2 separate regions of the Homo sapiens genome follow, and region 1 is linked to region 2. A link is a contact called in ENCODE Hi-C data. All regions are on one chromosome and are shown on one strand. The core of a region is the stretch at or near the end of the contact, and the rest is flanking DNA. Distances in the headings are between cores, read along the strand shown. Region 1 overlaps GRIK4 (glutamate ionotropic receptor kainate type subunit 4). Region 2 overlaps GRIK4 (glutamate ionotropic receptor kainate type subunit 4).

The links. A loop is a pair of places that touch in the nucleus more often than their neighbours do. Pooled maps may share reads with other maps.
Region 1: a pooled map shows a loop between it and region 2 (6-fold over the local background). The contact joins two enhancer-like sites. A Hi-C loop is called at or near these places in 2 of 168 maps with a recorded cell type or tissue (GM12878 and endothelial cell of hepatic sinusoid), 26 of 37 single-sample maps with no recorded cell type and 5 of 50 pooled maps.

Annotation. Positions count from the first base shown.
Region 1 is chr11:120,700,841-120,705,647 of GRCh38, reverse strand. The region is part of intron 3 of GRIK4 (glutamate ionotropic receptor kainate type subunit 4); the gene reads right to left. Among named protein-coding and RNA genes, the nearest start is that of GRIK4, 190 kb to the right of the region's middle. Within about 2 kb of position 2,167, at least 3 of the 41 ENCODE cell types and tissues checked have a DNase peak (open chromatin) inside an H3K27ac peak, as active enhancers do.
Region 2 is chr11:120,620,683-120,625,193 of GRCh38, reverse strand. The region is part of intron 1 of GRIK4 (glutamate ionotropic receptor kainate type subunit 4); the gene reads right to left. Among named protein-coding and RNA genes, the nearest start is that of GRIK4, 110 kb to the right of the region's middle. Within about 2 kb of position 2,438, at least 2 of the 41 ENCODE cell types and tissues checked have a DNase peak (open chromatin) inside an H3K27ac peak, as active enhancers do.

The sequences.
Region 1 (4,807 bases), core at 918-3,417, 81 kb before region 2:
TTCGTTTTCATGGATTGGAAGACTTAATATTGTTTTGATGGCGATACTCCCCAAAGCGATCTACAGATTCCATGCAATCCTTATCAAAATTCTAGTGGCTTTTTATAGAAATGGAAAAGCTGGGCGAGGTGCAGTGGCTCACACCTGTAATCCCAACAATTTGGGAGTCCAAGGTGGGCAAATCACCTGAGGTCAGGAGTTCGAGACCAGCCTGGCCAACATGGTGAAACCTTGTCTCTACTAAAAATACAAAAATTAGCTGGGCAAGGTGGCAGGCACCTGTAATCCCAGCTACCTGGGAGGCTGAGGCAGAAAAACTGCCTGAACCCAGGAGGCAGTAGTGAGCCGAGATTGTGCCACTGCACTCCAGCCTGCAAGACAACAGTGAAACTCCATCTCAAAAAAAAAAAAAAAAGAAAAGAAAGAAATGGAAAAGCTGATTCTCAAACTCATATACAATTGCAAGGGACTCTATGAACAGCCAAAACAACATTGAAAAAGACAAACAAAACTGGAGGATTCACAGTACCTGATTTCAAAACTAACTACAAAGCTACAGTAATCAAAACAGTGTGTTATTGGCATAGGATAGTCATACAGTCAATGGAATAGAATTGAGAGTCCAGAAAAAACTGAAACATCTATGGCCAATTAATCTTTGGCAAGAGTGCTAAGACTATTCACTAGGGAAAGAACAGTCTATTCAACAAATGGTTCTGGGACAACTGGAAAACCACATGCCACCTGTTTTTGTAAAGTACATTTTTTGGAACATAGACCTGCTCATTTGTTTATATGTTGTTTGTGACTCCATTTGAGCTAGAATGGCAGAGGTTAATAATCTCAACAGAGATACTATAGTATACAAGTCTAAAGTACCTACTCTTTGGTCCTTTACAAAAAAAAAAAAAAGTTTGCAGAGTTATGTTGTACAATATTGCTTCCCATGCCCCACCTGTGTTCATTCCTTCATCTGACATTTACCGACCACATACCATGCCCCAGCCCTGTTCTAGACACAACAGCAAGCAAAAATGTCTATCCTCACAGAGCTTACATTCTAGTAGAGGAATTATCTATGACAGCCCTGCAATCTAAAGAATTTAAATGGCCACTTGAGAAACAGAAGGAATGAGACTGTAAATTACGTGCAGGCTTCGAAGCTGAGATAGAGGCTGTGACTGCTCTAAGCTTGGGCACTCCCAAATGTTCCCTGTTGGCCCTGGGTCATGTCTCATTCAGCTGCATCTCCTGAGCTGCGACCAGAGGTATCCAGCAAGCAATAAATCCAATAGCTCTTCCTAAGAACCTAATATGCTCAGGGCACTGTGTGAGTGCTATGGAGGACAACAGTGAGTAAAATACAATCCCCATTTGCCATAAGACCACAGTCTAGTGAAGAATAAACCGCATATATATCATCATAAGAAAAGTAAAGAAACATTAACACTTAATAAATAAGCACCTACTATGTGCCAGGCACTGTGCAAAAACTTCTATGGTTATTATCTCATTTGACCCTCACGAGAACACAAGAAATACACTGCTTTTGATAGATGAACAAATTGACAGATGAGCAAATTGGGTTTCAAAGAGTTTCGTTTTTCGCCTTTGGCAACAAAGCTAGTGAACGGAAACTCAGAAATCTAAACTAAAACTATGTGGTTCTAAGTTTAGCCATTCAGTTATTAAACAGACATCTGTTGAGGTCCCACAATTTTGTAAGCATCATTCTTGGCTTTAGTGCTACCAAAGATGATCAAGACGAGTGCTCTTTATACCACCCCATCCTGTACCTACCATGTATAGGAAACAGGACATAATTCACCTGCCTCCAGGAGTTTATAAAGAGATTCAGAAAGCAGCACACAGACACAACCGAAATAGTAATGGTAATAATAGGTACAATCTAAGTGTCCAAAAACAAGTTTAAGTAACAGTATTTCAAAGGAATTTAAATGATTTGCTGCTCAGGAGATACGGCTGAGTGGACAGGGGAAGTTTCATGAAGGAAATTGACAGACGGTAGGATTTATAAGTGGTACATATACTAGATATACCCTCCTGTCCTCACCCTTACTCCTGGGTCCTCACCCTTACTCCTGTAAGCCCAACCTTACAGCCTGGGTTGGGCTGACAGTGGAAGAAACAGGCTTCAGGAGACTTTAGAGAGCTTGTAAACTGGCTAATAAACCCTAGAACTTTAGACCACGCCTAGGTCACATACATTATCTCCTTCTCCAAATCCACCCTCCAAGACTCATCACCTCAAGCCAATCCAGCCCCCTTTAGAACATTATGCTACCTTCTTGGGAAGCAGAGGGTAGGTTGAAAGACCCCAGGCCTTGGATCAGAACACCCAGGTTTAAATCTAGTGTAAATATGACCACTTAGAATTGTTCTGTCCATTAAGGTAGCCACTTGCCACAGATGGCTCTTTATATTTAAATTTAGATGAATTTAAGTCAAATGCAATTTAAAAACTAGCCAAAAAGTCACATTTCAAGTGCTCAGTAGCCACAGGTAGCCCACAGATTCAATGCTGGACAAAGCAGATACAGAACATTGCCATCATCGAGAAAGTTCTATTGACCAACACTGATTTCAAAGCCTCTGAACTAAAGGCAGCTATGTTGCTTTTTTGCACCTCATTTTCTTCATCTTAAATTGGGCAAAGCACTACAAATACTCCCCTAAAAGGACTTATGGAAATAAAACAAGACAGTGAACTTAAAAGTGTGCTGGTAACTTCCTTTTTTCTTTTCGATACAAATACATCTTCCTTCCTGCTTTCTGCAGGGCTGAAGCCTCAAGCTCTACTCAGATAGAAACGTCCTCAGGCCATGACCCATGGGATATTGTTTTAATGTGGAGCATTAAAAACAAAGTGAAACAAAAATCTCCAGAGCAGTGAGCCCACCTGTCAGTCCTCGTCTCCCTGGGCCTCTCAAGAGGTTTGTGACACTGATCACTTCTTCCCTTGGCTTCCAGGAGACCATGCTGACCCAGCTTTCCTCCTGCCCCTTGGTTGCTGCTTCTCATCCTCCTCTATGGGCTCCTCTGCATCCCTCTGACCTCTTCAGTTCAAAGCACCCCCGAGCTCTGTCCTTGTCCTCTTCTCTGTCTGTACAAACCCAGTCTCGTGGCTTTAAGTACAATCTGTATATTGATTACTCCCAAATTTACGTTTCCAGTAGAATTCTGTCACTTGAACTCTAGACTCACATTCTAGCTGCCACCCTGCATCTCCACAGGTTGTCTAACAGGCATCTCACATTTGGCATACCAAGATTCGGCTCAGACACCTCTTACCCCTAAACCAGCCCAACCTCCTTCCCTACTGCAGCAAATGCCAACTCTACCCTCGTAAGTACCAAGGTAAAAACCTTGGAGTCGCCAGGCGCAGTGGCTCACGCCTGTAATCCCAGCACTTTGGGAGGCCGAGGCCTGCGGATCACAAGGTGAAGAGATCGAGGCCATCCTGGCCAACATGGTGAAACCCCATCTCTACTAAAAATACAAAAATTAGCCAGGCGTGGTGGCGTGCACCTGTAGTCCCAGCTACTCGGGTGGCTGAGGCAAGACAATTGCTTGAACCTGGGAGGCAGAGATTGCAGTGAGCCGGTATCGCACCACTGCACTCCAGCCTGGCAACAGAGTGAAGCTCCATCTCAAAAAAAAAAAAAAAAAAAAAAAGCTTGGAATCACCCTTGATCTGTCTCTCTTACACATACACATCTCATATCCAGACCATCAAGAAATTCTGTTGGCTTTACCTTCAAAATCTATCCAGAATTCCAACCTTTCTTACCACCTTTACTGCTGCATCCTGGACAAGCCAGCAACCTCTCTCACCTGGATTACTGCAAGAGCCTCCTAAATGGATCTCCCTTCAGCCTATTCTCAATGCAGCAACTGGAGTGATCCCTTTAAAATCTAAGTCAGAAAACAATATGGAGGTTCCTAAAGAAATTAAAAATAGAACTACCATATGACGCAGCAATCCCTCTTCTGGGTATATACACACAGGAGATGGAATCACCTTGTAAATATATCCACACTCCTATGTTCACTCCAGCATTATTCACATTAGCCAAGATATAGAAACAACCTAAGTGTCTATCAACGGATGAGTGGATAAAGAGGATGTGGTATGTGTACACAATGGCATACTACTCACCCTTAAAAAGGAGATCCTGCCATTTGCCACAACCTGAATGAACCTAGAGGAAATTATGCCAAGTGAAATAAGCTAGACACAGAAAGAGAAATATTGCATGATCTCACTTAAATGTGGAATATTAGAAAAGGAGCTCAAACTCACAGAGAAGGAAGCAATGGTTATTATGAGTGGGCATGGTAGAGGGGTAGGAATTGGAGAGATACAGGTCAAAGGACACAAAATAGCAGAGATATAGGAAGAACAAGTTTAGAGATCTAGTGTACAAAATGAAGATTAAAGTTAATAAAACCGTATTGTACAGTTCTGTATTGCTTAACAATGGGATACGGTCTGAGAAATGCTTTGTTTGGTGATTTAGTCATTGTGTGAACATCACAGAGTGACTTACACAAACCTAGATGGTATAGCCTCCTACACCTAGGCTACATGAAACAGCGTATTGCTCCTAGGCTACAAGCCTACACAGCATGTAACTGTACTGAATACTGGAGGCAACTGTAATACAGTGGTAAGTATCTGTGTATATAAACACACCAAAATATAGAAAAGGTACAGTAAAAATGCAGTAATATGGCCGGCTGCGATGGCTCACATCTGTAATCCCAAGCACTTTGGGAGGCTGAG
Region 2 (4,511 bases), core at 1,189-3,688:
AAGCAATTCTCCCGCCTCAGCCTCCCGAGTAGCTGGGACTACAGGTGCATGCCACCATGCCCGGCTAATTTTTGTAGTTTTAGTAGAGACGGGGTTTTACCATGTTGGCCTCTAACTCCTGGCCTCAAGTGATCCACCTACCTTAGCCTCCCAAAGTGCTCAGATTACAGGCGTGAGCCACCGCGCCCGGCCTTAAGTCTTATTTTTACATGTTTATTTAAAATGAGGCGCATGATTGCTAGTCTATAATTTTCATACCAGGTGCGTTTCATCTTCTCTAGGTCTCTCTTAAATCTCTTAAATCTGCACCCCATCCCCCCAAGATAATCAAATACATGAAGGTGTCTTTATTTCTGTGTAGCTTTCTATACTTTCCTTTCCTGGAGCAGCAGGCAGGGAGAGAAGCTGAAGGGCAGAAGGTGAGGTGGGAGCTGTTTCACAGCCCTGGAAGAAAGAAATGAGGATCTACGCTAATGGAGGAAGAGGAAGAACAGGTTGAGAGCAATTCCCAAGGTGCTCTAGAGAATGCCCAGACTCCGCGGCAGGGTACGAGATGAAGTGTCTGTCTTGCAATTGTGTCTTGCAGAGGACTTCACCCACTTTCTTCCCTCGGTGCCAGCTGACTCTGGGCAGGGTGCTGAGAGAACAAGGGGTGGCCAGCAAGGAGGGGCAAGCAGGACAGCCCTCTAGGAGCACCTACAGCTACTCAGAGTAGAGAGTGGCTATGGGACAAGGAGGAGGCCAAAGGGGATGGGATAGCCACCAAAGAAAAATTCAGCTAGAGCCTAGCTTTGGGGCCAGGACCTCTACATCTGGTTACAGGGAGGGGGCACCAATGGAGGTCCCAACACTACTCAGATATTTCTGCCCCATGGGGCCCCATGGGGAAGGTCCAGCAAGGCCTAGACAGTCCGCTCTTGAGCTCTCTATTGGGGTGGCCCCTGCCAAACCCCAAGGGGACCTCAAGAGCCCTTGGTGAGAGGTTAAAGTAGTGTGATGAGATGTTTAGATTTCAACATAATTATTGCTATAACAGTTTAATCACTTAAAAACACTATCTTGTGTTACTCTAATGAAGAGAGAGGCTCTTTTCCATATTGTTTATGCCATCTGTGAGCAATTTTCACATTAGCCTCTTAGAATGGCAAAATGAAGTCCAGGCAGTGATGGAGAGAGGCAGGGCGGAAAGGGGAGGAGGAAGAGGGAGAGGGAGGAGGAAGAGGGAAGGGGGAGGAAGAAGAGTAAGGGGGAAGAGGAGGAGGAGGAGGAACGGGGAGGGCCCAGAGAGAAGCAGGGTGCCACGGAGGGCAGCAGGAGCTCTGAGGGCCCCTGGATGGGACGCAGGCTGCATGGTGCAGGCCCCATGTGTGCAGACCCCATCCTGCCACCATGGAGGAGCCAGTGGATGAACACGTGACCCTGCCTTTGAGGGTACCTCACTTTCTGATGGGAAGGAATTTCCTAAATTTATGAAGAAAGTAAAGAAAGACAAAATAGCCCAGGACAGTGATTTTCAAACTATGGGTCACAACCCATAAGTAGGTCCGTGAAATCAATTTAGTAGATTGTAATCAGTGTTTTTCTTTAATGAAATAGAAGAGAATGGAAAATAACAGAAATGTCATTTCCTACTGAAAGAAATCAGGGTGACTTGGAGGAATTCCTGGTTGGGGGTCAGGAACACACAAGCCTGTGACATCTTGTGTCAGAGAGCATGGGCTTGTTCACAGACCGATGGGGTCACACCTAAAGAGTACAGGGGGCCGGGTGCGGTGGTTCACACCTGTAATCCCAGTACTTTGGGAGTCCAAGGCGGGAGGATCACTTGAGCCCAGGAGGCCAAGACCAGCCTGGCAAACATAACAAGACCCCATACTCTACAAAAAAATAAAAATAAAAAATTAGCTGAGTGTAGCCCCAGCTACTTGGAGGCTGAGCGGGGAGGATCACCTGAGCCCAGGAGAATGAGGGTGCAGTGAGCTATGATCACACCACTGCACTCCAGCCTGGGCAACAGAGCAAGACCCTGTCTGAAAAATAAAATAAAATTTAAAAGAGTACAGGGGCTGGCTCCAAGGGGTTCCCACAGGCCAAAGATGGGACAATTTGAGATGCAAAAAGAATAGTTAGGAGAACTGACTGAAATACACTGAATCTGTAAAAATTCACAAGTCCATAAATGTAGTGGGTTAAAAGGCGACCCACATGACCTAACTCCCAGAACCTCTGGATGTTACCTTGCATGGCAAAAGATGTGATTAAGTCAAAGGATCCTGAGAGGAGGAGCACACTGGGTTATCAGGGGGGCCCTAAGTAAACCACATGTATCCGTAGGACAGACACACAGAGAAGAGGAGGGGGCAGCGTGACCACAGAGGCAGAGACTGCAGCAAAGACCAGCTAAAGCCACCAGATGCTGCAAGAGGCACAGAACGCATTCTCCCTAGGGCCTTTGGCGGGAGCACAGCCCTGCTGACAACTTGATTGCAGACTTCTGGCCTCCAGAATTGTGAAAGAATAAATGTCTGCTGTTTTAAGCCACTTGGCTTCCGGTCATTTGTTACCACAGCCACAGGAAACTAATACAATAATGACACTCCCAAAAGAGAAAGCCAAAAGCAAAGAAAATAAGAACTATCAGGGCATGCAGTACAAAGTATTTCCATTTGATATGCATATATCTGTGGACAATCAGGGTTAGGCTTGGAAAAGTATTTCTTGCTGTGAGTCTTGCTCAAAAACATGAGAAAAGTCTGCCCAGTGGTTAAAGGCATGGCTTTGAAGTCAAACTACCCAGATAAGTGTCTCACTTCTGCCCCCTAAAGGCAGTGTGACCTGGGGCAAGTCACTTACCCTCTCTAAGCCTCCTGTCTGTGTCTGAAAAATGGGGGTAGTAATAGTACCTAGTTCATGGGGTTGTTGTGAAAATTAAATGTACCACATCCCAGTGTTGGTGGTGGTTGCACATTTGTCACAGTTAAAAATAATAATAAGGCCGGGGGCGGTGCTTCACGCCTGTAATCCCAGCACTTTGGGAGGCCGAGGTGGGTGGATCACCTGAGGTCAGGAGTTTGAGATCAGCCTGGCCAACATGGCAAAACTCCGTCTCTACTAAAAATACAAAAATTAACTGGGTGTGGTGGCGGGGGCCTGTAGTCACAGCTACTCGGGAGGCTGAGGCAGGAGAATCGCTTGAACCCAGGAGGTGGAGGTTGCAATGAGCTGAGATTGCACCACCGGACTCCAGCTTGGGCGACAGAGTGAGACTCTGTCTCAAAAAAACAAAAATTAAAACAATAATAATAATAATAAATGACATATATAAAGACAAGCACAAGCTATACCCCATACCCATGTTAATCATTACAAAGACCCCCTTGTACTGCCGCTGCAGCTGAGAAGTCTCTACGGATGACAGTATGTCAAAACTGACTAAAATCATGCAATTAAGTGCCTTCACTTTAGAAAGGAAGAAAATAAGGCCCAAAGAACTGTGACTTGGCAAGTTTACATAGTTAGTACATGCTTGAGATAAGACTAGACTCCATCTTGGAACTCCCAGTCTAAGGTGAAAGCACACTAACCCAACTCCCATAGTCTTTCATAAGCCCCTGAGGATGCCAGGACCTTCACTCTTTCTGGCTCCTGATGGCCCAGACCCTCCCTTGCCTCACTGCCAGGGCTCTGGGGAAGTCTTCTTTGTGTCTACCTCACAGAAAATCCCTTAGCTGCAAGTTGATGAGCTGGGAGGGGGTTTCTGTTACAACGAGTTTCCTTGCACTAAACAAGCTTACACTATCCTATTATTACCTGTTCAAATGATTTAGATATTTCTCCCTGACAGCTCCAAGTGCCTGATTCCCTGATCTTCTCTAGCAGGGGGCCTTGCAGGCCTTCAAACACTCAGCTGATTGGAGAAAATGGACTGTGTGAAAGGCTTAACTAAGGAGAAGGTTGTCAAGATCATCCACCGACCCTGCAGACTCACCGTGCCCACCCCAAGCAGCCTTCCTGACCTTACCCAAGACTCAGCATGAACGTGTTCCTTTCTTACTTCACAGAGGCTTTGAGCTTGGGGTTTGTGTGTGACAAGCTGTGACCAGGGTACACGAGTCTTTGTTCTCAGCACTGAACCACCCATCCCCGAAGATTAAATAATGGCTGAGGATATAGGTTTTGGAGTCAGGCTGACTTGGGTTAGAATTAGGGCATTTCCACTTTGTTGCTGCATGATCGTGGGCAAGTGACTTAACTGCTCTCCGAGCCTCAACAGTAAGAGGCGGGTAATGATATCTACTTCACTGGATGGTTGTAAGGATTGAATGAGATCGTATTGCAAAGGGTTGAGCACAATGCCCGGCACATCGTGCATGCCCAATAAGTAGTGTCTGATAGTTGTCAGTGGGGAAATAATAGTGACAGTGGGGGTGGTAGCAGTACTAGTAATAATACTACAATACCTGATGTGATTGGAGCAAAATACTAATAAATATTTATTTAAAAAATTAAAC